Linked DNA regions of Mus musculus: region 2 is linked to region 1. A link is a loop called in an ENCODE intact Hi-C map of the cell type or tissue named here. Cell type or tissue: left cerebral cortex. All regions are shown on one strand. Links, peaks and the distances in the headings refer to the core of each region. The heading gives the core; the rest is flanking DNA.

The links. Hi-C counts contacts between places; a loop is a spot of excess contacts. Peaks named below come from ENCODE experiments on the same cell type or tissue, not always from the same donor. Only the 100,000 strongest peaks of a DNase experiment are listed, where the experiment ranks them.
Region 2: a loop joins it to region 1, with 2.8 times the contacts of the local background. A loop is called at or near these places in 2 of 42 quality-filtered maps.

Annotation. Positions count from the first base shown.
Region 1 is chr7:107,496,668-107,512,129 of GRCm38, reverse strand. Syt9 (synaptotagmin IX) reads right to left here. Exons shown (of 7, transcript NM_021889.4): 4 at 9,917-10,037; 5 at 7,797-7,968; 6 at 5,512-5,641. Among named protein-coding and RNA genes, the nearest start is that of Olfml1, 63 kb to the left of the region's middle. In left cerebral cortex, for the core only: no CTCF peak of the experiment used is centred there; DNase peaks (open chromatin) are centred at 6,810 and 8,146.
Region 2 is chr7:107,365,036-107,380,497 of GRCm38, reverse strand. Syt9 (synaptotagmin IX) reads right to left here and starts at 9,708. Exons shown (of 7, transcript NM_021889.4): 1 at 9,351-9,708. The coding sequence starts at 9,495. It also overlaps the pseudogene Gm19033. In left cerebral cortex, for the core only: no CTCF peak of the experiment used is centred there; DNase peaks (open chromatin) are centred at 9,118, 9,748 and 9,937; H3K4me3 peaks cover 1,736 bases.

The DNA of each region.
Region 1 (15,462 bases), core at 3,293-11,292:
AGTAATCAAAAGCTTGGAGCGACTAAGAAGCACCAGCTCCATTTAAACGTGTGCTACAGATTCCCTCTCAGTAACTTTTATACCTTGCCCTCTTCTACTTTGGGTTCTACTGAATGGAGATTCTGCATCTTCTACACAAAAGGAACTCAGTTGATTCCATTACACACTTCTTTTATTCTTTCCCAAACTCATCAGATATTAACTACCTATGTGAGCAGGGTTGATCTTCCAATATCTATGAATCATATCCCATGCACTGAATTAATACAAACTGGAGGCAGGTAACACAGTCAACAATCAGTCTCTCACAGAAAAAAAAAAATCATAGAGATGAGGCCTGTTGAGGGGAAAGAAACACTTCTCATCTCTAAGCATTTCCTTTACATGTTCAGAGAGCACTTTGACATCTGGGACATAATTCATAGGTAGAGAAGACTAATACTAGGTTAGAAAGGGATTTTCCAGGCAGCCTTTGACAAAGTCCCATGAGGACACACAGTGACCCATCAGAATGTAGGCCACACAATAATCATAAGAATTTTACTGAGCACTAGTTAGATACAGTCTGTGGAGTTGCACTTCTTACAGGTTATCTTTGGGTCTGCACTGAAGCTACACCGAGTCCCAGAAGGAGAAAGCCTGGGAGCAGGAAGTAGTAATTCTGGTTTACCCCGAGTTTGAAACCCTAGGATCAGATGGACTGAGGCAGGAACTAAGTGCAAAGGTGGCCGCTGGACTAACACGAGTCACAGGGACAAGAGGTCAGTGGGTAACTGGACAGGTGTGTGATGGCACCCAGGCTCCTGCAGCTCCGTGCACCCTTTCCTTTACATCCTTCCTTGAAAACTGCTCCTAGCGCCTGCCTCTGTGGTGAAGAGCAACTTGCTCAGAGTGTTTAAGCAACCTGCACCTTTGGGAAGCAGCCATGATCACTCTATTGAGTTTTCCTGTCTTGCTGGTACCTTTCTCAAGAACTATCGTCCTTACACTATTGATGGAGTGGGCTACTAATTACCTTTCTTTGACCTAGCCTGGGAAATCAGATGTTTTCTCCTGGGAATGTGTAGATGCAAGACTCCAAGTGGGCTCTGTTGAACACTAGATAGAAGTATCTAGAAATGTTTTAAACAGGGCACTGATGCAACACTGAGGCAAGACTCCATAACTGACGTTTGGTTTAGGTTCCTCACAGCATTAAATTTATAGCTTTAGCCCTGAAAAAAAAATTATAGCTTTAATGAGCCTGTGTAGTACACAGACGACTCTGGTCATTATAGTACGTCCTGTGCTATTGGACTATCTGGGAGGAAGGGTGCAGCAGGGTTAATCAGGTGATCTTTACACGCTTGTACAAAGCCTTTCTGGCCTGATGCAAATGTCTGTACAAAGGCTAGATATTAGGAGAGTATGAATCCACACTGAGCATCCTAGTATTGGATTGATATTATATATATAAATGTGGAATACATACACACACACACACACACACACACACACACACACACGGAACCTCTTGCTCCTGTGGCTCATATTAGTCCAGGGGCCACTTTTGCACTTAGTTCTTGCTTCAATCCATCTGATCATAGGGTTTCAAACTTGGGATAAACCAGAAAACTTTATGTATGTATGTATGTATGTATGTATGTATGTATGTATGTGTGTATGTGTTATAAGTATATAAATGGGGTTATTATTACATTATATGAATCCTGATAAGAACTTTGCCATATATTCTTATTGGATTATCTGTCATTATCATCTCAGAAAAGTAAAGCATGATTTAAACACATGGCATCTACATCTGGTTTCCCATAATTCCAAGTCTTAATCCAGACATTACAAAGCACTTCACAGGAGAGCTATGCAAAACCTGAACTATTATTGCCTGCTAATCTCCTGAGGCTTGGGAAGTAGGTCACCTCGACTGTTAGGAGGGTGAGGAAGGTGTGAGGATATGACCAGATCAACACCATCTTATCTTGGATGCACAGAGGAAGATGCTGTGATTAGAAAGCCCTTAGCACTCTGGTCTCCTGCAGTCCTACAGAAGGGACATTCTTACCTCTAAGTCCCAGGTTAAATTGCTCTGGGAGAGCTTACACGGCTTTCTGAGCTAATGACATTATAAAGAGTAAAGAGGAAGGCACTGGCTGACCTTTGGGTGTGCAGTGAAGCCATGCCAAGTCCCAGAGAGAGAAACGGATCTTTGAATTCATTGGTTCTGAAGACTCCATCTGCTACCTACCCTGGCAATGTCAGGGTATGTTTGCTATAACCTGGAGTAGATAGCCAGGTCTCTACTGGAGTAAGTGGTCATTTATAACTTAGTCCCTTAGTCCCTAGCAGAATGGCGTTTCTGTCAGGCCAACCTCCTCTCACACTAAAGCCCAACTCATTCTCATTCTTATGAAGCATGCTCGGTGCCCCATAATATATGCTTACACACACACACACACACACACACACTTTTTTTTATTCTCCACTATATAACAAGCTTAGGGCTAGCCTTGGCTACATGAAACCCCATCTCAACCCACTCATCCCCTTAAAAACTGTAATCTTTACAACTGCCCATGAGAGACAGGCAGTTACGACAACTTACAGATGAGAAAAAGCAAAGGTGAAGAACAGTCAACCAGCATGTGGCTCACAGCGTGTGAATCTAGGTCCACCCAACTCCAGTATACTCAATTTCCAGCACTGCCTGTGACCGCCTCCATCCAGAGTGGCTTACAAAGCACGGTCCACCGCCCACCTTCTTTAATCTCATCTGGTACCATTGCCCTAATTTTGCCAGCTGCATGTTTATTTTTAAAAGGAAAGGCAGCATTTCCCCTCTGGAGATGGGGCTATAGTTCAGGACGTGACTTCACAAAACAGGCAAGAGGCTGCAGAGAAGGAGCAGCTTCGCTCGCCTTTCATATCAGGGACACAGGCATTTCATTTCCTTAGTTCCCTTGCAACCACGGAGACACGACCATTGTATTAGCTGAAGTAGTTCTAGCCACTGTACAAACGACTCCCAAGTTTCATTACTTTAACCCTCTCACTTATGTAACTGCTGAACACAGACTTGCAAAGGGCTTGGAGCGAAGGGTTTAAGGAGCACCTCCCAGGGACCCAAGTTGTGTGACTTTCTTATCTCTAATGTGGAAGAAGCCTCCACAGAGCTTCCTACCCCTGCTTTGTGATGCTCCCATACCTGGCATGCCACACCCTGCCAAGGGTTCCTGTGTGCCAAGGCCACAGACAAAGTTCTGCTTGGTTCAGGGCTCATTCCCCAGCCCCTGTAGACCTTTCTCCTTTCCTGTTACCTGTCACAGAGTTTTGACACTTAGGACCACAAAGGAGAATTTAAAGCAGAAAGTGACTGTGAAGGGTCCAGGAGGTAGATTACAATGGCTCCCACTGCCACTCACCAGTGACAACCCTGGGCAGTTTACTAAGCCCACATATGTGGTACTCTGTGACTTCCGCTGGGAGCTGAGGAAATGAGGCAGAGTTTCCCTGGATCTTTCTCGAGCGGCTCTCAGGTCTTGGGGTCTCCCTTAGGGATTAATTTTGATTTCAGAAGAGAGGTTTGCTTTCTATGGCCCAGAGGCAGAGATATATGCTCAGGGGTCTGCAAATTTGGGGACTCTGGTCTATCATTGAATATAACTAGTGCCTTTCTGTACTGTTCCTTCAAAGGAGGCAGCCCCTTGTCCTCAGGCCTGGGTTGGGGCCTCTCTTCCTCTACAATTGCCTGCATGTTTACTCCACCATACTTACCTCACTGCCAAGGGCACAGGAACCACCCACACTGGACAGTGATCTCTTATGCTTTCGGGGAGCTGATGCATGGAGAAGCTGCCTACACTGGAAGAACAGAGGAAAGTTCTCTGCCTGGAACCCACATACTCTTGGTCAATGACCCTCGCTTGCTATCTGGGGTTCTCATTCCCAGCAGCTCCAGTCTCCTGTAACCTCAATGAGCCCTGCCCCATGTGTCTGGTAGCTCATCCTCTGAGTCACAAAGCTTATCTCTATGCACTTTAATGACTCACACTCCATCTCATACACTCTGGCCAGTGAGTTAAGGTACTTGTCTCCAAGTTCAATGACCCGAGTTCAGGCTCTGGGGTTCACCAAGTGGAAGGGGAAAATCAACTCCCAAAAGTTGTCCTCCTATGAACTAACCAGTACCCCAGAGCTCTTGACTCTAGCTGCACATGTATCAAAAGATGGCCTAGTCGGCCATCACTGGAAAGAGAGGCCCATTGGTCAGGCAAACTTTATATGCCCCAGTACAGGGGAATGCCAGGGCCAAAAAATGGGAATGGGTGGGTAGGGGAGTGGGGGGGGTTGAGGGTGTGGGGGACTTTTGGGATAGCATTGGAAATGTAATTGAGGAAAATACGTAATAAAAATAATTAAAAAAAAAAAGTTGTCTTCCAATCTCCACATGTGTGCCCTTGCATGAGCACCACCAACAGACCAATAGGCAAAGACATTTATGTGTTAAAAAAAAAGTCTGTCCTGCAGTCTCTATAAGAGCTACAAAGAAAGGGGCCTCTCATTTGCAGGTGTGCTTCATGTGTCTTCCTGGCATGTGATCCTCAGAAACAGTTCTCAGTGAAAATCCGTGCTGAGAGAATGCCCACGTAAACGAGTCAATAAGCAGAGACAAACTGAAGAATGCATGAGAGGAGACAGAGGAGTGAGTGGATGAGAGACAGGTGCAGGATGACAGCCAGGATGCATGCATGCTCCCTTTCATTGCAAATAAAACCCTACTTCTAGTTAGGTACATAATTAAAAGAAGATATTTACTGCTTTCCTTTGAAAGTAGACAATTCCAAAGTCCTGTGACTACATTGCATATAAGAACCACTATCTTGGAAAATCTCAAAGAGAACCCTGGAAGAAGTGCTGTGTGTTCTTCTGACCCTTCGCCTTGCTCCACATTTTTGTGGCATGAAAGCTATGATGGTTTTGAGCTCAGTAGCCACACTGCATAATGAGGTAACTTCTGGGACACTTAAGCTGAAAGATGGGAGAATTCTAGGCTTCTGTTGACCATGGGGCCACACTGTCTTCCTTTGGACTTGCTAGATGTAGGGAAGAGAAAAATTTACTTTCTCCACATTGTTGTTTTGTGCTTTGTTATTTGGTTAAATAAACCCGAACCTAGTATTAAGCAACATAAGACTTACAGACTAGAGCCAGAGGCAGTTCAAAAATTGAGGGCTCTCTCTGTCTCATCCAGATGCCACCCAAAAGCCAACTCAAAGCTGTAACATGGAGTCAGAGAATACTGTTCCTTTAAAAAAGACAATAAAAATGTCCCTGATCCAAATGTCTTAGGCTGGTGGAGAGAATATCCTGTGCAAGGCATAAGTGCCCTGGGAAATGTCACCAGGGACAGTGCGGGGGATAGAAGAGCCTGGCACATTTGTGCTGTTCACAGCTCTGCATTTCAACAGCAAAACATGTCATCTACAGAGTGGACCACGTCGGGGTAGGTCTTACCTCCATCAGAGAGTGCCAGTGTGCGATGGGCTTCCGAGGATATGACAGCATCTCACTCCAGTGGTCTCTGCCCAGCCGCTCAGCCTCGTTTCCTACTTGGCACACGCCAATGACCTCATTGTGACCTACACTGTGAAAATGGGCCACAACAGTTTTTTCTTAAAATTTTGGTATGCTAAAGTAAAAGCAGCAGTTTTTCACCTGTGGGTCATGACCCCTTGGAGGGGGTGTCATATATCCTACATATCAGATATTTACACTACGATACGTAACAAGATTACAGTTATGAAGTACAACAAAATAATCTTATGGTTGGGGTCACCGCAACATGAGGAACTGTATTAAAGAGTCACAGCTTTAGGAAGGTTGAGAACCACTGATTGAAAGCAACAACTCAGATGGGTGGAGGAAGTTCGGAAGCGGTGGGCTATCTTTTTAAAAACTACTTCTCTAATTTAAAACTACAATCCAAACTAAACATCAGAAAGACCTAGTATACTAGGTCAATACTGTATCTAAGTTTCCTAATACCGGCATTTGGCCCTGACAACCTTTGCTCAAAGAACTTCTTGATTTGCTCATGATACTGTTTCTGGTTCTGAAGGCTAAGCAGGCTTCCAGATTTACAGAATGAAAAGGAACCCTTAGGGAGGAGTGATGTAGAACCCACTCAAATCTCCACAAGAGGCAACTGAGGATGGTGCGGTGAAGGCCGGCAGGGAGGGCTCCTGGGTCTCCTTGCTCCTTGTTTCATTAGAGACTGCTGCCATCATCTTCTCTTTCTACGCTCAGCTTTGGTTCTTTGAGCCAACTTGAGTTTTTAACTGTGATAGACACCCAGCTCCTTAAACTTAGGGCTGAAACTTTCTGTGAGTATTCTGAGTTGAGTCATTTTACTTTTTCCTTTGGGGGTGGGGGGCAGGGAGAAGTCCCTTGAAATAACTGGAAGGATGTGGCCCATCCTTGGACTCTTCATGATAACCTCCCTTTCCTCCCTGACAAGACAAATGGCTTCTATTCTATTTGCATGAGGAGAAGGAGAGGTGGGGATGGACTGTCTGGGGCAGTTAAGCCTGTGCTCATTAAAATCAGATGCCTGCAGAGGCCCTGTGCCTACTGCCATGGGTTTTCCCAGGCCACTGTGACGAGTTTACTAATAATTGAATTGATGCAGAGATCACATAATCAGATTTGTTGATGCAGGAACCTTGGCAATAGCTCAGGAAGTGCTATCCTAGCCTTCCACAGCTGGTGGGCAGCATCCCCTCCTGGGACCTGGCACTCTGGTGTTGTATGTGTCCAGAGAAGCCAGGGCAACGTCTGTGCCCAGCATGGGCTGCCACAATCAGGGGCAACTGTGTCAGAAGACAAGGCATGCTTTGTGTTGGGATCTACTGGAAAGCATTGAGGTCACTGAGGCTGCTGTGCTGACATTTCAGAGGTGGATGGAAACATTTTTAGCTACAAATAATATTTGTAAGATTATATTAGAAGTCAGACTGATTTTTTCTTTTATAATTGTGCCCAGACCACGTGGGAGGTTTCTAATTAAAAAGAGACTTTGCATTTCAGTCTAATGACTGGTTCAACATGTATAATTCCCTGTTGGTACTTCCTTTGCATATTAAAATGACTGTTTTTCAAATCTGTCCTTTAAATACACAATTGGCTACAATGCAGGCTATAAATATCTCCTCTGTGCTGTATTAATTAAAAAGCCTAGCATCTTATACATTTTAATGTACCCTGCCATCCATACTGATTCTAGCATTTTCAAGAGAACATTTCTGTGTTTGCTTTCAGACTTAAGTGGACGGAAACGATCTTTATTAAACAGTGCAAGAAGGAAAAAAAAAAGATCGAAGTTATATATTTAGAAACGTTGGTGGCGTGGCTAAAGTAATCATTCTGTGTTTCCACTGAAGGAGTCAGAACTGCTCAATGAAAAACAAGACCTGTGGGACTGTAGTTTTTCATAGAGAGATACCAGGAAGTGTGCAGAGATGGGCAGGGAAAGGTGGCATGTGGGAAGGTGGACGAGAAGATAAGAAAGGGGGAGGGGAGAGATGAGCATATTAGAAGTACTATAGTAACAGGATTCTGCACTATGGTTTGGATGATGTGACTCCCTGTCAGCCTGCTTCCCACATGCTGCCCTTTCAGTCACTATCCTAGGACCCCAGCTGAGCTCCCTAATATGGTTGCTCATGTGGCTGCTCCCTAATCTGCCCATCCTGCCCCAACAACAGTGAGACTGCACAGAGAAAGAGCTCCTGACATCTCACCGGTCATAGTCCATGACGGCTATGGACAAGTGGATCTGGTCGATGCTCTCGGGAGGGACGTCGAAGACTATGGCTTCATTGTAAACGGGATTAAGCGTGTTCCTCTTGGTGGAGGTTTTCCTCTTCTTCAGTCTCCGGCCGTCACACATCAGTGAGACTTTCACGTAGGGATCTGCACAGGCATGAGAACAGGGCACTGTGAGGACACACAGAGACGCTGGGAATGTGTGGCCAGTGCAGGAAGCCTCCCCTTCTCTGTTTGGAGTCTAGAGTTTGAGGATTTTAATTCATGTGATATGTGATGTGGGCAGTGACTACTTAGAACAATTAAGTTATTCATTCAAGAAAAAGCACAGGACACTGTCTCCTCAGAATTCATGAAATTTAAAAATAGGGTGAAAACATCTGTTACCAAATTATAAAATATGCCAACCAGAATTCAGGACCAGCCTGACTGTGAAAGGAAGACAATCAGACATCGCTAAGGAGTGGGAGATAAGACTCAGTATCCCAACTCTGAGCTACCCATGAAAATTGTTGCTTAAAGACTAGGCCTTTAAGCAGGGGGGTGCTTCTAGTTCTATAAGTTCTGAATTCCTAGAAAATGGGGCAGCCTGTGTGCATGAATGGCCTTAAGTACTGGGGACTCCTGGAAATGTGTTTGCAAAGGGAGAAGCTGTTCATTAATTAGGATGAGAGTGGATGAGACATTTATAGCATAACCAAGGCAGACTGACAGGTGACATTGCTTTCTGGAGGGGGCACTTCTGGTCCCACTAGCCTCTCAGTACCATGCAGCTCAAAAGGGATTCCTGTATCGCTCTACTTAACTACAAGCCACCCTGACTCCTTATCCCTTCCAGAAGGTACTTTAAGCCAGGGGAGTTGTATCCTTTTTTTGGTTTTTGTTTTTCTTGCTTAGAACCAGCCAGGAGTATAGGACAGAATATAACAACATGATGGAGTAAATGTCAGTCAGTAACAAGCGTCAGACTGGAGTGAGATCCTACCTTCCATGGACATGCCTGCACATGGTGGGTGACATGCACTCATAATCCCAGTCTGTGCAAGGGAAGTAGAGACAAAGCGATCCCTGGCGTTTCCTGTGCAGCCATAGCCTAACCATGGAGCCCAGGTCTCAATGAGAGAACCTTTCTCAGAAATCAAAGTCAGGGATGGCATTTACCCCAAGGTGTTGATATTTTCTATGTGTTCTATACTCCAGGCTGTTTCTAATCAAGGTGGGAAAAAAAGTACAGCTCCTCTGGCTTGAAATACCTTCCAGAAGGGCTGAGGAATCAGGGAGGGCATCATGTAGTTAGGCACAGAGATGCAGGGCTGAACAGCAGTGAAGGGCTAGTGAGAAATGATTCATGGGGAATGACACCAAAGGCTGACCTCTGGTCCTTATATCTAAGTGCATACACAGATACCCATACGCATAGGCACAGGTGCACGTGCATACACACACACAAATGCAAAAGTGCACATCCCAGCAACAACAAAAGAATGTATATCTCAGGCTCTTTGAGTTCAGTGACTACGAGCCAGTATTCTATGTGATAGTGACCAGGTGGCCAAAACTGATATAAATGTGCATAGTATGAACTGTACAATGAGACATTTTGTATCAGGGTATACAATGTAAAGGTATATGTTTGGTTCACTGAAAAAAATAAAACCCCATAAGCTTTACTTCATATTTGTAAGGAGTCAGAATTGTCTCTAGTCTTCAATGAGCCTAAGATAATGATGTCAGAGGGAAGGCCTAAACAGGTAGACCACTCCAGAATATGTAAACTGTAGGTTGAGTCCCAATTATGGCAAAGGAAAGGCACAAGAGTCTAGTTACATCATGTAGCATCTTAATATATCGTACGCATTTTATGATCTTATACACGTTAATTCAGTTAATCATACAACTCAATGGGCCAGATACTAATCATACTCTCACTTTACAGATAGGAATTTGAAGTCTAGAGTGGTTAAGTGACTCATCAAAGGCCATGCAGCACTTAGACGGGGTAGGAACATGATTAAACCTAGGCAATCCAGACCCAAGGTACCATAATAGGAACTTGATAATGTGCTGAATCAGAACCAGATGAAGAACGTCCCACCTGATGCTCCTGTTATGTCCATCGCCTTTAAATTCCTTGCTTTTATGATGGTGATGGTCAGCCTGCCAGCCGTTGGAAGATAGCAGAGTGAAAACATAAGCTCGCCCAGATCCACATTATCCTGTTCAAAAAGCACAGAGCAAAGCATTAGAAAGTATCCCCAGCCCACGTGCAGGAGGCTCAGCTGCAGGGCAGTGTTAGAAAGGACACATTTTGCTTTTTTGGTTCAGCTCATGACACAGAAACCCTACCCCTGTACTGGGGTGGCTCTACATCTTTGGAAGCACAATTCATTTGTTGATAGCAGAAGTGGAGGAGGGTGTCCACAGAAAACCACCACACACACAACCCGCACGTACAACCTCATACAGGCTCCACAGCATTCCCAGAGTGTCCCTCTAGGTGACTCTACTCATGTTTGTGAGAGTCATAGTTCTCAGCGCAAAGCCACACAAAAGGAGCCTCTAGGGGCTGATCACCCCAGCAGAGCTCAGAGATTCTGCTCACAACCCCACTTGGCTGTCTGTGGTCTTTCTAGCAGGGCTTCACTCTAACACTATGCTTGCCCCTCTACACAGAGCCCTCAAATGAGCCACACTATCCCCACACACTCCTGCGGAGCCCAGTCTACCCCCATACTGTACACTGCCATGTGTATAATACTGCAAATAATCTCTGTAGATCAATAGCAGGTGGTTCCACGAGCTCAAAGAATCTTCTAATCCCTCATTAACTCTGGACAAGAATACTGCATAGTCATGGTAATAGCAGCCCCTGACCTCATGTTCCCACATAATTGGACACACTGGGACGGACACAAACCTAGTCCTGCACAGTACCCATGCAGGGAGAAAAGTTCAGAAGCCAGAATTTAGGAAGCCCTGCTGCCTGCTCCTCAAGGTCCCACTTAGCTACATCCCATCTTTGTCCCAAAGAGCTCCCATTCCCTCTACTGGGATACTGGGGAAGACATCTCCTTGGGCAATGTACAGCCAATCCAAATAGGTCAGAAAATATGAATCTCTTTCTCTTTTTTTCTTAAAGCCCAGGAGAGTGTAACTAGGAAGAGGGAAAAAAAAAGTCAGTTCATTTAGTTTCAATTTCTGTGAGACACCCGAGGTTATAGATCTGGGTGCCCGTGTCTAATTAATATGGTTTCATACTGACAATGCTTTGGGGACTTGGGTTCTAGCCCTTAACATCCACAGCCTCCCTTCCCCTTCTGGATTCTTGGAGGATGTTTCTATTTTTGGAAGCACAGATTCAGCTATGGAAGGTCACCTTGCCAACCTCCTGCCTTGACTGCTGCCACGGGAGGAGGAGGCAAAGGGATCTGTTTGGTAGCTAAGGCAGACGGATTGGTCTGTGTCTTCAAGCATCGCCTGACTCATGCAAATAAATCACACCACCTTGCAGCCCAGTCCGTCCTGGTTTCTGGAGCCTTGGCCCTAGGACACCTGGGTGGCCAGACCTTTCCCTGTGGTAAGATGTTGAGGAGCGAGCACTGCATGGGAGTGAGGTTTTACAAATGCCAGGTTCTTGTTGCTGTGTGGCGCTGTGCTCACGTCTGCAGGAGTCCAACCTTCTCTTTTTCTATACCCAGTCCACCTCTGTGTCCTTGAATTCTATTATCCTTCTCCACAGTACCTTGCTCTCTTGTCCTACCTCATCCTGCCCAGAGAATCCCAATTTGAGAAAGTAATTCTAAAAGTGGCCAAAATCATGCCCATGAAGGTTCCATAATCAATTCTTTCAGCATCTATTTCCTGAGGGCTCACACTGTGTACCTCACTCTGAAAGACTTGCAATGGGAAATAGACTCTTCCTACTCCTGGCTTTCCAGGCACGTAGTTAAATGTGAAGTGTCATATTCCTTCTGTACTAAGTATGTGGAGTTGTGGTTTTTTTCCCCATCATGAATCTCATTCACAAATATTTCTTTTGTAAAGCTGTATACTCATGATTTGAAAGGAAACAACAAAACTCCCAGACTAAAATTCATGATTGTATCTTTAAAAACATGTAAGTTAAACAAATCATTTATCAAAGCCAATGTTTTTGATCTGCAAGTGATTTAAAAAGAAATCTTGTGTGTTTGGGATGTGGCTCCGCACTTGTCTAACATGCAGATAAACCAGGGATGGTGGAAGTAGAGGCAGGAGGATCAGGTTTAGAGTCTTCCTTGGCCACATAAGGACTTCAAAAGCAGACTTGGCTACATGAGACCATGCCTCAAAAAAGAAATCAGTGTGTTCACATTTTCTAAAATTTTACTTATGGGAGTATTTATCTATAAAATAATTGCATAAAGATGATGCTGAGTGGTTAAGAGTGCATTCTACTCTTATAGAGGGCCAGAGTTCAATTCCCAACACCTATATCAGGAGGCTCACAGCTCCAGGGGAACTGATGCCTCCCTACCTGCACTCGTGTGTACAAACTGACATGCTTGCACACAGAAAATTTAAAATGAGTATTATATAAAATATAAAATGATAGTAAGATTCAAAAATTAAAAGATTTAAGTAAAGCAGTAAAAAATAAAATTCCCCTTTCCCATATACACCACCTAATGCCAGTCGTCCTCAGAGTACCACTGTCGATAACCATTAGAGCATGCATCCAGTCATCATTTGTTCACTTACTCTTTTATATTCATTTCATTTTATTCATGTGTTTTGCCTGTGTGTGTGTGTGTGTGTGTGTGTGTGTGTATGTGTGTGTGTGTATTTATATATATATATATGCACCATGTGTCTGGTATCCATGGAAATCAGAAGAGAGCAATGCACTGGTCCCTTGGAACTGGAATTAGAGATGGTTTGTGGACCACCACGTGGATGCTGAGAACTGAACCTGTATCCTCTGCAAGAGCAACAAGTGCTTTTGAACCACTGGGTCATCTCACCATACCCTCATTTCCTTAATCTGAGAGCACCTTTTTTGGCTATAAGTTCAGCATTGTTCTCCCGGAGTCTTAGGGCTGAATCTGCAATAGGGAACTCGGAGCCATCATCCCTCGATGGGCTAGGAGATCGCTGCATTTGATGGTAATGTTGCTTTTCCCTATCAACTGATACAGGTTTGGGATCCAGAACCCGTGGATCTCTGTGTGTGTGGACATTCCCTTGAATCGATGCCTCCCAACCAGAAGTGAATGCGCTCCTTAGAGGATATTCGACACAAGCTGGAGCAACTTCGGACTGAGGACTCAGATCTGTTACTGGTATCTGCAAGAACATTGCATAGGTGAGCTTCAGTTACTTATTCCAAACTGTGACTTGTTCCAGGGTTTAGCAAATGATGTGTACAGGATTGATGAGACTCTTGGTACATTTTCTGGAATGCTCAGGAGAGTCAAATATAAACAAGTGGTGTGATGGCTGCCTTCTTTTCCAGCCAGCCAGAATCAGAATACAGGAGTATCGCTGGTACTGAAAGCCCTGGTATTGAGTGCCCCGGAGGATACAAGGGGAAGGGAAATGCCACTCAGAGAAATGCCTCATTGGCTCCTGCTTTGTGTGGTCAAGTGCAGCACCGCCAGCAAGGTACACTGGGAAATTCTCAGGAGTGTAAGTTCTCTGTCTGCCGATCTGTAGTCCTTTTCTGACTGTGCCTGGAGTGGTCAACGTTAGTTTGCATTTTCTGGTTAGCCAGTGCATTTTTATGTTCTCCCTGAATTCCCCTAGTGAATTCCTTTCCCATTCCACAACATCCTAGTAGGGTGCTGCAGGAAACTATGCTAACCACAATATTCACTCCCTTATGTTTTGTTGGGACAAAGGCTGGGTACGTACCTCGAGTGAGTTGTTGGAGTCATTCCTAGGATTAATAACTAAATATTATAAAAACTGTCATTTTACTGATGCTACTCACTAGAAGACAAAAGACTAAAATGGTGTGGGTTTTGCATGATGTAGTAAGAGAGGAATAACATCACTTTAAGTTGACTTATATATGTTAAGGATGTGCACCACATACTCCAAAGAAAGAACCAAAATAATTGGAGTTTGTGGCTAAAAAATGAAAAGCATGAGCTAATAATATCGGTATATGAAAAGAGTTAATAGTTGAAAACAGATGAGTAAATACAGGAAGGTCAGAGAGAGATCTAACAGAAATCAAAAGCAAGTTATTAGATGACAAATTTAAACAAAACGATCTTAATGATGGCATTAAAAATAAGTAGTCTATATCTTTGTATTTAAAAGTTCCTGAAGCTTAAATATACAGCGTGACTGGTGGAAACTCCATTAAAGCCTCAGCTGCCTAGTTAATCTTAGATAAGCTGTGTCATTTCTCTTTCAGTTAGCTCTTCTCAGCTCCTTCGGGAAAATTAATATCTCAACACAGATTTGATAATAATGAAAGTTAAATAACACATAGGGACTGCGGTGGTAGCTCAGGTGCTATAGTCCTTGCCTTGCGAACACGAGGACCAGAGACTGATCCCTAGAATCCACGTGAAAGCACGGCATGCTAGCAGGTGTGTAACCCCAGCACTGGGGAAACAGAGCCAAGGCGCACACTTGAGGGCCAATGAGCTTCAAGGCTATGGAATGCCTGGTCCCCTGTCTATTTTTCCTGTCAGTATACTATTCTTCAGTGTGACAGGATCACCAAGAAACTCCAATGTTTAAAGTGCCCCTTTCAAAAAAAAATATGCAATTCTAGTTACAAGATCCCTTCTGGATGTACTTTATCTTCAGCCACAATTATATTGAGGGACAAAACCGGTCTTTTTGTAACATGGCCTCTGTTAATAATGATCTGCTCATCCCCTCTTCTCAGATACTCCAACTATATTCCTGATATAACCCCAAGACGTGGCAAAATGGGCATAAATCAGAGAGAGAGAGAAGGAGAGGGGGAGGGAGAGGGAGAGAGAGCGAGTGAGAGAGAGAGAGAGCGAGCGAGAGAGAGAGAGAGAGAGAGAGAGCACGAGCACGAGTGCAAGAGCCCTTTTAGTGACAATCCTGATGATAATTAGCATGCGTTGTTAAAGTAACTGTTGGTTGCACTTTATTTATAGGTACTAACATGATTAATTGCACTGGAAGTGTGCCTGGAGGATGACACTTTCTGAGCTGGTGCTGGGACACAAGTGAACCTGCAGCCTGCACACAGTGGCGGAGGAGGCTGGCATCAGCCCACGCTTCCCCCCATATGACATGTTCTCAAAGGATACTGGCTGGGTCTAGCTCTTCTTAAGGAAGAACTTTCCTTGACCCCAGGAATGGACAAGGTAACTGACATCACACATGTGCAATGTCCTTTGTGGTCAATGATAGAAGTTCTCAGCACTCTCGTATCCAGTTCTCTGGTTTAATAGGATATTAACTAGTTCTAATATTTAGATATATAGCCCGTTTTCCTCCTTGCATTATAGATTCATACATCCAATGTCGTTTTCAGACCCCTAGCAAGTTGTCTAACAGGCATCTCCATCTTAATAGTCCTCTACAAATGGAGTTCATGTCCCTCACCTACCCCAGCCTTCCTACCCAGCCCTTTCCATCTTAGTGTGGCAAAACCTCCCAGGGGCT
Region 2 (15,462 bases), core at 4,982-12,981, 130 kb after region 1:
ACTTAGCATGGGAAGAGAGTGTTACAATGGCGGCAAGAGGACAGGGGACATAAGGTCATTCTCAGTAATATACTATGTTCAAGACCAGCTTGCCCCCTGTCCCCCCAATAAAACAAAGTAGGATGTGAGGCTGGGGAGACTGCTCAGTAGATGGCTCAGTAGATGAAGTCCTTGCCACGTACGCAGGCTGATGTGTATTTGAATCCCTATATAAAGCCATCCGTGGGAGTATGTGTCTGCAAAATATAATGTAGTGAACAAGAGACCCCATCTCAAACGAGGTAGAAGGCAAGAACAGATGCCAAGGTTATATCCTCTGACTTTCACACATGTGCCTGCACTCACGTGCATACGCATGAACACATACACATTATACATGCATGTGTATGTACATGCATACAAAGATAAAACACAGGATGCACAGTACAATGGATTTAGTCAATCTGAATTAATTAAGTCACTATACAGTGCTCCCCAATAAGCTATTTTGATTGAGCTTTTATATTTTAATAAATGCAAATTTATAAGAAAAGCATCAAGATTACAAAACAAAACAACTAAAACCCAACAACACACAAATGTACCTTGGCAAGAATAAACAGAAAATTCATCGGGGAGGAACTACTTAACGAGGCCTAACATAGTCAAAACACTCAATTCTACCAATGACAAACTACAAATTAAAATCACCAGGTAGCTACTTCAATCCTGTTGAATCAGCAACCTCCTGCTCATGTTGTCTCTCCCACTGACAGTAAATTTACTGCTGATATGTAACAGGACTAAATGACATAGGTCCACTAGAAATCAATTTAAACTCATTATTATTTCAAAAGAAAGAAAAGCAGGGAAAGTATAGATGGGAATTATTATCATACTAGAAAAAAACCACAGAAGCATCACTCACTGAGCATGGTGACATATACCCATAATCAGAGCATTATCAGAAGGGAGGTGGGAGGACTGCCATGAGTTAATGGGTAGCCTGGGCTACAGAGTGAGTCTGAGGCTAGCCTAAGTTACATAGTGAGACCATGTCTCAAAAGACAAAGAATAACAACAACAACTACTACAAAAAGTAACAGAAATGAAGAAAGGAAAAAAGACAGAAAAACTAAAAGATAAAATATTCTAAAGCAATGATAAAGTAAAAAAGTTATATTCATTCTTTGGAAGATATGTAGCAATCACAACAACAATAATTATTATAACTGGACAATAATCATAGAAATAATGGCTAACATTACTCAGTATTTATTATAAGTATTTGATATGAATTATGATATACTGAGTTTCCTTGCCAACCTAATTAAATGAAAATATAGGATGCCCAGTTCAAATTGAATTTCAGAAAACAACAGCTAACTACTTTGTCTAGGTATGATCCATGCAGCATTACACACTATTTATCTCAATTTTAAACTGAACTGACGTCCAGTACTTTACCTGGATCCTGTAATAGTAATCCAGATACTAGCAATCCATTAGGTGAAGTGAAAGGCTCACAGTTTTGAAAAGTAAGAAAATGCTATGTCTACAAAAGAGTAGACTAGAAACGCTGCCTGCAAGTGATTTCAAATAGAGGGGGGGAAGTGGCCATGAACCACCACTGAAAGGAAAACAGGCAGGAAACCACGACCTGTATACATCAACCAGATACCTGAGTGTTTATTCTGAGCAGAGAACTGTCTCAATAGGCTACTCCCATTTTATCAAATAATAATAGAGAGTGAAATCTTTTGCACAAGGTCACTAAACTAACCAGTAAGTGTAGGGTTAGACTCTGGCTCTAAAGCTCACGTCCAGTCCACTTTATCACACAGTTTCCTTGGGTGGAGTCCCTTTGTTTGTTTTCTTTTCTTTTTCAATTTGGCTTGGCATTTAAGAATGCTTACTCTTCTTGCAAAAGACCCAGCACCTACAGGGTGATTCACATCTGCCTATACCTCCAGTTCCAGGGCATTCAATACTGTTCTGGCATCCAAGGAGTCCTGCTTGCTGTGCTGCACATAAACTTATGTAGCACACACATATACACAGAAATAATAAATAGAAAAACGTTTCCTGCCAGTGTTGCTATACACTCTTCATGTAAAGTCATGGTGACACATTCTTTACTATCAGCACTTTGGAAGCTAAGGCAGGAGGATCAATTTAGACTTGAGGCTAGCGTCAGCCATGAGGTACACGCAAGGCCGGACAGCCTGTATTAGAGATCAAGACCCTGTCTTAAAACACAAACGAATAAAACCGGTCCTAGTGGCAAATGCCTTTAATCCCACCACTCAGGAGGCAGAACCAGGAACCTCTGTGAGTTTGAGGCCAGAAGGGTCTACAAATTGAGTTTCAGGACAGCTAGGACTACATGGTGAGACCCTGTCTCAAAAATCACTTAGTGCCCATGTGGCACGCATGTGCAAGTGTGCATGCACACACACACACACACACACACACACACGAGTACACACACAGACACACAAACACACACACACGCACACACACACACCCCTTTGTCTAGAGATACAGTTCAGTTCCTTAGTTTGCCAACAGTGTATCTACAAGGCACAAGGTCCTGATTCCTTCTCTATGCACAATGAAGTCGTGTGATAAAATCTATGCACTAGCATCCAGGAAGGTTTCAAATACACCTTCAAAGCCTGCTTCTCTGAGTTTGCTTTGGTCTAAAGTCATATCCATAGCTTCGACCATGACATACATGTAAAAACTGGAAAGATGACAGTGCTTGCTTGTAATCCCATCACGCAGGAGGATAAGGAACTCAAGGTCAGTCTCAGCTACACACTGAGCTTAAGTCCTGACCTTCATTGAGATCACCATTCCCCCTAAAAAGAAAAAATAAAATTAAAAAAAGAGAGAGAGAAAAGTTATGATACACAGTGAGAACTCCCAGGAAGATCAATTCCCACTGGGAAAACATCTGCATAATTCAAGTTGTGACTTCTTTTAGAATACAGAAACACACACTCCACACGTACCCTCTTCACAGTGCGATTGCGTTCCTGACTCAGTCCCCTTGTATGCACCTGAAGAAGAGATGTGTGTATTTTTTCCTAGCCAACCACATGGCAAGCACACCTGCTCACACTCAGGGATGCCAGCACGCTTCCCTTCCAGTGGTGTCACCTGTGCACTACCCCACGGGTGTTCCTCCATCCACAGCTTCATCTTTCCTTGAGACGCTGGCCCACATCAAAGTCTGTGCCTTTGATTGTTTATTCCAAAAGAGGCAGCTGGCTAGGAGCCTGCCTGTGGGGCCTGCACCAGGTTCTGCTTTTGTTTCTCTCTCGAGATAGTTACCTCGTGACTAAACCACTCACTGGTCCATGTAGAGGGATCCCACAGAGATAAAAACACACTTGTTTAAATAAAATATTTATGCAGAAACCCTAAAATGTCACTGAAGTAAATGCAAATTAGACCCTCACACACTGAACATTCATATGCCACTCACTTCTTGGAAGACTACTTCCCATTGCAATTAACATTCATTAAAAAAAATTAATCCCACTGCATAATCACACCAATAACTATTCCTAAAAAATCCAGTGTTTTAAGAATGATTCTTTTTACTGTCTTGGAAAGTCTGACTTAAGTGTTGTATTTAATCACAACGATTATGAAGATTTCCCCTTAAAAACTATCTTTAATTCTTATTCTCCACACACACCTCCTGATAAGAGAGGTCACTGTCACTCTATATGAGGTTTTAGCAGTGAAGTCCGACACTCTGGTTCTTTAATAAAATACTATTCTCGCAAGGTTTTTCTCAATGTACTTTTTGTTTGTTGGTTGGTTGGTTGGTTGGTTGGTTTCTCTGATTCTGAGACAAGGTCTCATAAAGCCCAGACTGGCCTCAAATTCACTAAGAAGCTAAGGCTGGCCTTGAACTCCTGATCTGGTGTCTCTATCTACTAAGAGCTGGGATTATAAATACACGATGTATGTCACCACATTTAGCTTTTAATGTGGTTGTTTTTTTTTTTTCAACCTTAAAAGTGGATGGACACAATCAAGTCTTCTGATACTCATTAAAAGTCCTCAAGGCCCGGCAGTGGTGGCGCACACCTTTAATTCCAGAACCTGGGAGGTAGAGGCAGGTGGATTTCTGAGTTCGAGGCCAGCCTGGTCTACAGAGTGAGCTCCAGGACAGCCTGAGCTATACAGAGAAACCTTGTCTCAAAAAACCAAAAAAAGAAAGAAAGAAAGAAAGAGAGAGAGAGAGAGAGAGAGAGAGAGAGAGAGAGAAAGAAAAAAGTCCTCAAAATAAAAACTTGGCAAAATATTATCAAAAGTAAGTTAAGAATCAACTCATATGGGTAGTAGCTATACCAAAGGCAGCAGTCAAATTCCTCTGGGTTTTTAAGTCACTTTAAAAATATTTTTAGAGTAAGGGAACATGAGCTGAGCTGAGTTCAGTGGATTCTGCCGTGGTCTATGGTTATAACAGGTTTTCCTCTATCTGACTGTAAATCAGCCTCAACCAGGAAATGTAAGGCAACACCAATCCCAGGTACCACCACCCCTGAGACTTTGGTTTAACTGGTCTAGGTTACAGCCCAGTCATTGCTAGGTTTCTGATATTCTTCTTTCTGCTGGAATCCTTAAGGGTTTCTCTGACCCTGGGACAGAGTCTCATACAGCCCAGGTTGGCCTCAATATGCAGCCAAACCTGACCACCGCGGAAGTAGAGCTTGCTTTCCATGACATAGTGAAGTTAGCTGCAAGGGAGAGCCACTGACAAAGTGACATTAAAGCTCTGTCTCACAACTCAGCTGCTAAACATTTTCTAGGCCTTTTTTTTTTTTTTGAAAATATGCAGAAATACTTCCAGAACATAACAGTGGACCATGAATGGAAACTAAGGCTGGATAAAGAATTCATAATCAAAATACTAAGGTGACTAACTATGCACAATTTAAGCTATACTTGGAGGATTTAGCCCACTGTACATGTTCAGAATAGAGAAGCCGGGTAAAAGGATGGGTATTTTGAAGTATTGTCTCCATTGACGATGACTTTTGAGTTCTGAGTGGAGTCAGCTCTTTGGGTCAAAGGCCTCCAAATCCATAGATTAAACAACTGTAGATTAAAAAATGCTTGGGGGAAATTGTGTCTGTACTGACCATAGCCAGCCCTTTCCCCTTCCATTAGTCTGTAAATAATATGGTAACAACTTAACATGTCATTTACATTATTAGGTATGAAAACCAACAGGTTACTTACAGTGCATGGGGGAATGTACATAGGGTACACTCAAGCATTAAATCATTTTGTATGGTAGGCTTGACCATCCTCAGACTGTTCCACTGTGGGACTCCTGAACCAATGTCATTCAGATACTGAGGGACACCTGCAACTGTGCCATGACTAGCTAACATGCTACTTTGACTTAAGCCCGCCTCTTTGTGTAAGCTGAAAGTGTGGCTGTGGGCTAGCCTCAGTTTCTGCATTTCATTTTCCTTATATATATGCCCATCATTTTAACCATGCTTCTTGAACATGAATGTAGCCGGCCTGGTGGCGCGCGCCTTTAATCCCAGCACTCAGAGGCAGAGGCAGGCGGATTTCTGAGTTCGAGGCCAGCCTGGTCTACAAAGTGAGTTCCAGGACAGCCAGGGCTATTCAGAGAAACCCTGTCTCAAAAAAAAAAAAAAAAAAAAAGAACATGAATGTGCCAGTGCCTCGCCTGAAGATCCTACAAAAGTAAAGGTGCAGACTGGGTAAGCATGGAGCAGGCCTGAAATCTTACACACCTATCTACCACTTGGATCCAGATGCTGCTGGCGCAGGACAAGTGCTTTGCGCATAAGACACAAGAGAACCAAGGGAACTAAGTGAACCAACCTACATGACCATGATGAATCCATGCAACCCCGTCAGCCTCCCACAGGGTAGAGACCAGAAGAATAATAGGACACATCTGAAACTAGGAAGTGCGTCCCAACATCCATCCTTTTCTAGATGTAGAAACAATGCAATGGACTTCTGGTCCTTCCCTCCTAACAACAGCTAAAGATGCAGACTGGAAAAAAGGAAGGATACACTCAAGATCAGTGAAAGCTGGGGATGAGGCTCAGCAGTGGAACAAGAGGCCATGGGCTCAGTCCCTACTGTGACAAGAAAAGACAAACAAGGAGACATCTCAGTTCTCTAGAAGGGAAAACCCTCAAAACCACGAATGCATGGCACAAGTCAGCCCCTTGACAGTAAAGTCTCTAGTTACAAACTGAGCACTGGGCCAATGGGTAATGTTAAGCAACACTCAGATGCAGGACGGCTTGGCTAACTAAAGGGGCATGGTCCGCTCAGTTATATACAAAAAGCTAGACACAAAAGAGAACCTTCCTGATTCCCTCCCTACGCCAAGCCTCTTCCTGAAACCTGCTGCTCAGCAAACGGAGTTGCTCAGGTCGGAAGGCCAAGAACCATCCTCAGCTCTTTTCGTCCCCCTGATGCCTCCTGTCAACAAATATTAGCGGTGGAACATTCAAGGTGGTCCCTAATCATTACAGCTCAGCTCCTCCATTAGGGCCATGCTGAACTTTGCACCCCTTCCTGGTTTCTGGAACAAACCACTAACTTCACTCTTGCTTTTCTATATACAGTATCTTCTCACACAGCAGTCTGGCTGAGACTTCTCCAAAACGTCTAATGGTCGAATCTAATTCAGAGTAAAAAGCAAAGTCCTTCTAATAGTTTACAAGCCCTACAAGATCTGCCCTATCTAACCCTTGACCAGATTTCTTACCACACTCCACCTCCAGCCGCACCTGAAGTGAGTGTTTCTTAAGTGACAGCAACAATGCTTCTGCCTCCGAGCCTTCCACATGCTCTTCCTGGTGCCTCAAGTCCGCTGGCTTGTGAGCCTGTCTTACCCCATCTCTGAAAAGGGGGGAAATCATCCCAGATGCAGTGCCACTCTGCTGGGAATTGCTTGTTTTCTCCCTTTATAACTCAAATCTTTAATGGCGCTTGAGAAAACAGCCACCATGGGGGAGCCATGGATAAGCATCAGGCAGACAAGGCTGCAACGTGGCATTCGTGGGTTCTTTCACAGAAAAGGAAGTCACCCATTTACAGAGAGGACTCTCTGGGGACCCATCAGGGCAGCTGTCCATAGCTGTTCTGGGTCAAACTACCCAACAGCCGTTCACCTAGCATGCGCAGTGCAGCCTCTTCAGCCACTCATCTTTAGGGCTCAGAGATTAAGGGCACTCTTGGTTTGCACGAACAGCTTCAGAGGAAAGGACATGCACTCACGAGATGTATGTAAGAATTACTGTGAGCAAGGTGAGGAAGGGAGAGGGATGGGGAGGTCTGGACTGAGCAGATGTGCCCTGAAAGAGAGGGTGGTGTGTTAAATGCATCTTTGGCTATAAATTCCTCCCACTTTCTTAATTTCAGGGCCCTTCTCCTGTCTCAAGCTCAGGCTACTTCCTGACACAATGAAAAGAGCCAGAGGGGCAGGAGCTACCTCAAAGCCATGTGCCCTAGTTTAAGCAGAACACAGCTTTCAGGAAGTCAGGGAACAGCAAGACAGTCATTGAAAGCAATTTCCCAGTTCAGGAACCAGAGTTCCTCTTGTAAGGAGTATGCTTGGGACTCTTCCTTCAGGCCCACCCAGTGTGGAAACTGGGAGAGTCTAGGCACATGGGAAGCAGTCACTTCATTAAATGGAAGAGAGAGAGAACTGACCAGAAAGATGTGGCTTATTAAAGCCCAATTCAGAGACAGGCTGCATCCCCCTTCTCTTGTAAAGCCAAAGATGACAACTTGTCTGAGATAACAAGGAAAATCTGCTTCACAGGGGCAGGAACACAAAGAGAGGTGTCAGTACTAACATGAGCTTTGGGAAAAGTGTGTTAATAATGAGCTTGGTCCTGCTATGTAAGCACAGAACACCCCACACTCAGAGCATCTTTCTGGGATTCCTGGGGGGAGGTGAGGCACTTCCATTCATATCTGTGGTCTGTGGGGCACACGCTCATCCATCAAAGAGCCACTCAGAAGCTGGACAACCAAGCCTCCAGGGAAATCACTGCAATCTGTAGTTCTCCACTTAATTCTCCCCTTTGGAGTAAAAGATTGGAGATCATTTGAGAAATTTATTAATGTAACCATGAGCATGAAAAAAAAATAGATCCTCTGAGTACAGAAAAATGTGACAAACTTTTAACACCTGCCTTTGCCACACACACTGAGCATTGTCCTATTAAAGGTAGGTTGTTTAAATGGGCTCGTTCCTAGTTAAAAGTCAAGTCACTCTTTATCCTTTGTAAATGTATTTTTATAGAATGAACTGGCTTGAAATGAGAAATGCTCACATTTACTTGTTTGCACAGCAATTGCTTATTGCCAATGTCTGCACACAGGAACATCAAGGCAAAGGCCATTCTTTCATCCCTCTTTTAACAGTCTAACCATGATTTGCCTTTTAACATTTAAAACACTTAGACTGGAAAAATATTCGAGATTATGAGTCCTCCAGCCTAGAAGATGCTCAGGAAATATCCAAAAGGAATGAATGCATCTTTCCAGTGCCCAATGATGAGTAAGAAAACAGTAGGACTTGCAAACTGCTCAAATAAAACACCTTCCTCTGACCTTAATTGGTCAGATGCCAAAGTAAGCGAACTTTACAAAGTTAGGAGCCTCACAACTTTCACTAGGACAACTGCCAGCTGCAGCAAGCCCACCACTCTAGTGTGCCAAGCTATCACTGCGAGACAAACTGGGAGCCAAGGCCTCATTGCCTAAGCACCTTGAGACATGAAAGGAGAGGGTTCAGGCCCAGCCGCTCTAGTCGTGTGACTCTGGGGCCCGGCCCCAGACAAGATCTTGTCTGGTCCTTTCCACAGTAGAGCCTGGGGGGAAACTGGGCACTCAGGTTGAGCAGCTTCGGGTGGAAATCAGCCCGGCTGTGCCAAACTCCCAACTTCACAGAGTTTCCTTGGCTCTCAGATCCCACTCCCAGCTCCGAGGCCTCCGTGGCCTCGCCTGGCTCCCGGGCGCTCGCGAGTGAAGTGGCGGGCGCAGCCCCGAGCTCAGGAGCCGCCCCCAGGAGCCCAGCGCAGGTGGCGGGCGTGGTTCCTCCAAGCCTGCCCCAGCCCACCCTGGCTCGGCCTCCGCGCGGCAGCCTCCGCCCGAGTTCGCCGGGTTCCAGCATCAGGCCGTGGTGCGCTGGTTGTGGAGACCTACTTGGGCTCAATGGTCACCCATTGCCCTCCTCCAGTCTGCGTCGCTCTCCTGCCTCAGGCCCTGGCTAGGTCCCCAAGTCCCCATTTCAGGGCCCTCGAGTCGCGCCCGCCAGCGGCGGCGGCCGCGCTTACCTGGGTCGCGGAGCCGGGGTCTGGCACGGTCCCGCAGGTGGTAGATGAAATCTTGGCAGCTGTCGTGCTCCAGGGCCCCTCGGGCACAGAGCTCGGCCAGCAGCTGCAGCGCCTGGTGACAGAGCGCGTCCCTGGCCCCGGGCATCGCCCCCCCGCATCCTCGGACCGCGCCGGGCAGGCGGGCGCGGGAGAAAGCCCTCCGCCTGCCAGCTCAGAGCTGCCGCCGCCGCCGCCGCCACCGGCCGGTCCGCGCTCCCCACCCGAGCCGCAGCGCCAGCCGGGTCGGCCTCCCACCGGTTGCATGCAGCTCTCGGAGAGCCGCTCGCTCGGGCTTTCTCCGTCTCCCGCGCGGCCCCTCGTCCCTCCCTCGGCGCGGAGGGGAGGCGGCGCCGCACAGCCCAGCGCGCCTCTCCGCGCTCCGCCCGCTACTCGCGGCCGCCGGGGGCGGGGCCGGGTCAGGGGTGCGCGCCGCGGGCGGGGGTTTGCCGCGGCCGCCGCAGAGCAGGCGCGCCAGGTAGGGACCCGGGACGGGGGCGCTCGCCCACTGCAGGAGAAGCGCCTGATTCCGCTCCGGACCCTGCGCTGTGAGCGGCCGCGCCCAGGATCAGGAAGTACGAGCTGGTGCGCGTGCTAGACGCTCTTGGCACCCCATTTCTCCGCCCAGATGCAAACCTAGCATCCCTCAGGGCTCTGGAGCCACGCGTGGGTCCAAAGCACGTTCTCGGTTGTATGGAGCGAAGGCTGGAGGGTAGACTACACCTGCCGAGATCTCAGTACCTTCTTTAAACTTGGAAAGCGCGGTCTGAGCAGAAACCGCGGGCCCAGGGGTGTCACGCGCCCAAATGCGGGGTTTAGAGCCAAGATTTTCCAACAAAGAATGGATGCACAGCGTGATGGTGATTTGGAGAAGGTGGAGGCTCAGATAAGAAATGAGGACAGATGTATGGCCCTCCGGAAAGACGCTGAGGCTCACCTGGAGCTTTGCAGGTCCTGATTGGTTTTCTAAGAAGCTGATTGGAAATGCGAAGGTTGCCAGCATTTCCCTGGCACAGGAGACAGAGGATCCAGAATTTGTGGATGTTTGGAAAGACCTCAGTCACCTCTCATCTACCCATCTCTTCATTTTTTTAGGCACTCAGCCCAGAAATAACCACAAATTATTTAGCTTGTTTGTGTGCCCAAGGCACTGTGCCACAGCCTTTTGTATAGTTTCATTTAATTCTCTAGATAGAGAGCCTTAAACGTGTGTGTGTGTGTGTGTGTGTGTGTGTGTGTGTGTGTGTGTGTGTGATCTCCACGCTGCCACTAAAACAACAGACTCAAGAGAGGTGGTACTTGCCTAAGTTCATAAGAGACTTCTCCCCCACCCTCTCTCTCCCTGCCTCTCATCCACCCGCTCCTCTTTTTCTTTCTCCCTGATTCTCTTACATATTTATGTAATCCTAATGTCAAACTTCATTCTAGAACAATTAGCTAGGACTCTTACCCATAAGGATGTGCTGTCTAAGAATCATATTGCAAATAAGGAATATTTGCTCAACAGACAAAACTTGAAGTTGTGTGGTGAGCAGTGCTGGGTTTGGTGGAGTTTATATTAGAGTAATAGAGAATGGGCAGCTGTAGTTATAAAGGTAAATCCAGATAGCTGTGGAAAGGCACGTAGAGTCTATTTTGGGTTTCTATTTTTAGTTTGTTTGGTTTTTTTTTTTTTTCCCCACTTCCTAAACTTTTTCCTTTAAAACTAAGGCCCAGGGCTGGGGTGCAGATTAATTGGAAGAGTTGCTTATCTACCATACTCAAGGCTCTGGATTTCATCTAGAAACAAACAAACCCAGTATAGTGGCATAAGCCTGCAATCCGAGTGCTCTGAGGTTCAAGGTCATCCTTGGCTACATTCTGAAGTAGTCTGGGCAACACATGCCTCAAACAAACAAACAAAAACACCTAAGACAAACACAGCACACTGTGAAGGAGGGAACCAGCTGAGAACGAGCCAGTCCAGGAGACTGAGCAGGTGCTCTTCCAAAGGGGGGGAGGGTGGAGGGGGGACCACCAATGGCCATGACGCAGAGAAGGATGGTGTATGAAGAGGGGAAGTGCTTGTTCAAACCAATAGCAGTGTAACTCTTATGAGATGATGTCAGAAAGCTGAAAGCTGTGAATTCCGTTAGTAATAACTGGAAGAGATTAAAATCTGGTGATAGCCTAGACCAGACAGAAGCAAATGCTGACTTGGGAAACAGTCAAATTTGAAAGGCATTTTAAATATTAGGAAGACTGTAATGGATAGAATCTGAAAGAAAGAAAAGTAGCAACATGTGAAGAGGGGTGCTGGGTTTGGTAGCCCAAACTTGTAATCTCAGTCCTCAGAAAAGTAGAGGCAGAAGAATTCATTCAAGTTCAAAGCCAGCCAGGTCTTCATAGCAAGTTTCAAGCTAGCCAGAGATACACAGTAAGACTCAAAATATAAAACATGAAAAACAATTTGCACCCTAAAATAAAACAGAAAAACAAACCACAACATAAAAAACCCTCTGAAATCTCCCCAGATTCAAAAGCATACCTGGGACATATGTGGGTCTCTAGTGGCACATAGATGTTAGCCTAGAGCTGCATGACAGGGGTCTGTGGTCATTAATGGGAAAGAGAAAGTGAGTTGCCACATGGAAGGTTACTCCCAGGAGAGGTGGCTAGGAGATAACTCCAGCCTTTAAAGATAACTCAACAAGAGGATGAAAAGTAGCAATTAGAAGAATTAGAAGGCAATGTACAGAAGTCCAAGGAGGACTTTGATAGAAGTGATTGACAACCGTCAGGTTTAGAGTTTAAAGGTAGAGGGGAATCTCAGGTATGTCCTTAGAGCTAAGCATCCTGCTGCATGCCTGTAATCACTGCCCATAGGAAGTAAAAGCCAGAGGATCAGAAGTTTGAGGCCAGCTTGGGCTGCTATCAGGAAACAAAAAAAATGTTTTTGCATTGAACTTGTTTTAATGAGTCTCAGAATTTTTTGACAGGTTTTCATTCAAGTTGTTCACCTTTAATCAAGTTGAAACAAACTGCTCTCTACTTGAACTTAACACCCACTCAGCAGGAGTACTGTGCCATGCCTAGTACTAGAAACCTAGCTAACTACTCAGTGCTAGGGAAGTCATGCTTAGTAGAGGAGACTCCACAGTTACTAAGGTACTAAACCAACATGATCCCTGAAAACAATCTCTAAACATTTATCCTTATACCCACAGATAAGTATAGTCTTCACCCCTCACCAAGGAAACTTCTGTTCGCAACAGACAGAAACAAATCCAGACAACCACAAGCAAGCACAATATAGAGTTGTGGAGTCCAAGCCCAACTGACACACCTACAAAACATTCCTGCACCTAACCTCAGGGAACATTACAGAAGAAGTGTGGAAATATTGTAAGAGCCAGAGAATCAGGGAGTTTGCTGTGTGATTACGTCTCCTAGCAACATTAGAAGCTATGGTCATAAAATCTCATCAATATGACCTCTCAAAGTTGAACAAGAATAACACCAATAGATAGGCCAAACTGGATGGGGAAATGCCCACTAGGCCTCACCCCTACACAAAGAACAACAGGCAACTGAGTGAGGCTAGGAGCAGGAGAGGTAACCCTCACCTGGGGAGAGCACGTTATATTTAGGAGTGTGTGTGTGTGTGTGTGTGTGTGTGTGTGTGAATGTGTGTGTATATGTGTGTGTGTGTGTTCGTACACGGAATGTACATATATACATTCTCTAACAATTAGTGAAACAAAGAGGCCATGAATTTGAAGGACAGTTGAGCAGGTTTATGGAAGGAAGGGCTTGGAGGGAGAAAAGAGAAGGGAGAAATGCTGTAATTAAATTATAATCTCAAAAACGAACAAAAAATACTGTCTTACAAACTAATAACTTAAACTGAACACAGAGGCACAAATGGTCCACGAAACATTTTCCTTTCCCTCTGAAGGTTTTTACAGTGCATTGTGATCAGTAACAAGCCTTCTGCTATGACTTAAATGGCTGTTTAGGCAAACAGTTCTGAGACCATCCCTACACCATTGATAAAGATTGGAACAGCCAATGTTAGGGATGATATTCATTCAGTCTTCTGAATTTTCTGGGCATTTTGGTTACCTTGGCAGCTCTAGTAGCTTTCTGGTCTACAGCTCTGATGCTACCCACAGAAACTGCTTCATGGCACAAATGGCAAAAGGACCCAGGGGGAATAGTTGGAGAAACTCCTGACACCTATGGACTTGCCTGAGATAATATCAATAATGGCTGCATAGACCAGATTACGAGAATGTAGGACCACTTTCCAGCTTTTTATTAGAATAAAGATCAATCTTTTCTGTAAGCTTAGAACACTTGCATGCTATGTGAGCTATATGACAATTCAATACAGGGACAAAGCCAGAGCTAATTTGGTCAATCACCTGAGCAATGAAGCCACCTGCTTTCATTGGTGGGTCATTCTTGCTGCTACCAGCAACACTGTCACATCTAACATCTTTGACAAAGGACATTTTCTTTACATTGAAGTACACATTGTCCCTAGCAAGATCGTCATTCAAAGCCTCATGGTGCATTTCAACAGACTTTATTTCAGTTGTGTGACACTGACTGGAACAAAGGTCACCTCCATGCCAGGTTTGAAAACATCAGTCTCCATTCAGCCCACAGTGAGAGTAACAATACCACCAATTGTATAGACATCCTGGATGGGCAGTTGCAGACTTATCAATTGTTGAGTTGGTGGCAGGATACAACTCAAAGCTCCCAGCAATGTGGCTTTACCCATCTTTATAGGTGACCTTCCTTGAATCAAGACATACTGGTGCTTAGACCCAGAATGTTGTCACCATTCCAACTAGAAATTGGCACAAGTGCTACTAGGTCAAGGGTATGGCCAATTTTCTTAATGTAGGTTCTGCTGACTTCTGGCTGTATGGTGGCTCCATGGAATCCACGTCGTTGGCACCAACAATGAGCTATTTCACACAGTATATGAGCAAAAGGGCATGCTCACAGGTTTGTCCATTCTTGGAAATGCCAGCATCAAATTCAACAACAATCTGTAATTATGTTTTTAATCAAGTCACTGTGTCCCAGGGAATCAACGATTGTCACTTAATATTTAATGGTCTCAAATTTCCACAAGGAGATGACAATAGTGACACCAAGCTCATGCTCAGATTTCAGTTTGTCCGAGGCCTGGACATGGCCTTTCCCCACCTTAGTGCCCTCTTTTTCAGACTTTCCAGTGGTTCCTATGTTAGGTTCACTACATTTGTAGTTCAGATTGCGAAAAGTGATGGACTTGCCTGAATCTATGTGTGCCTTGACAACATTGATATCTTTTCTTTTCCCATTTTGCTTTCAAGGTAGCAGTGGTTTACACATCACTCAAATTCTGATGGCAAACCCTTCACAAAACAAAACAATTTTAGAATAAAATAAAAACAAGTGTCCTTAGGATCAAACAGACACTAAGGTATTGAAAAAATAGAATAGTTGCAAGACAGCCAACATCTTGTAAGTTAAAAATGTGTGTACCTGGAGTTTATCAGATAATACTAGTATGTTCACAACTGAATTGTTATTGAAATTGCCCAAAGCAATGCATTTAAATCTATTAAAGTACAAGTAAATGCATTTTGAACTATGCTGTTAACTATCATGGTGTGTGTGTGTGTGTGTGTGTGTGTGTGTGTGTGTGTGTGTGTGTGTGTATGTGCAGATAGAGATAGAGAGAGATAGATAGAGAGATAGTCAGACAAATAGATAGGTAGAAGTATAGCTAGAAGTTGTTAGCATCTGATAGTCCCTGGTAGCCCAGGAAAACCTTGAACTCCCTATATGGCCTGAATGACTTTGAACTTATGATCTTCCTGCATCCACATGTAGAGTGCCGAGCTTACTGGTATGCTCCACCATGCCCAGGATTATATACTTTTCTAGTTGCTGTTTTAAATCTACTGTAATGTACTTGGTACAAAACACATTTCTTAGTCTGTTATTCATAGCATCCCAGACCGGGAGATGTCATGAGCTACATAACATTTTCATTCAAGAATAGACTATAATGAAACAGAAAAATTCCTAT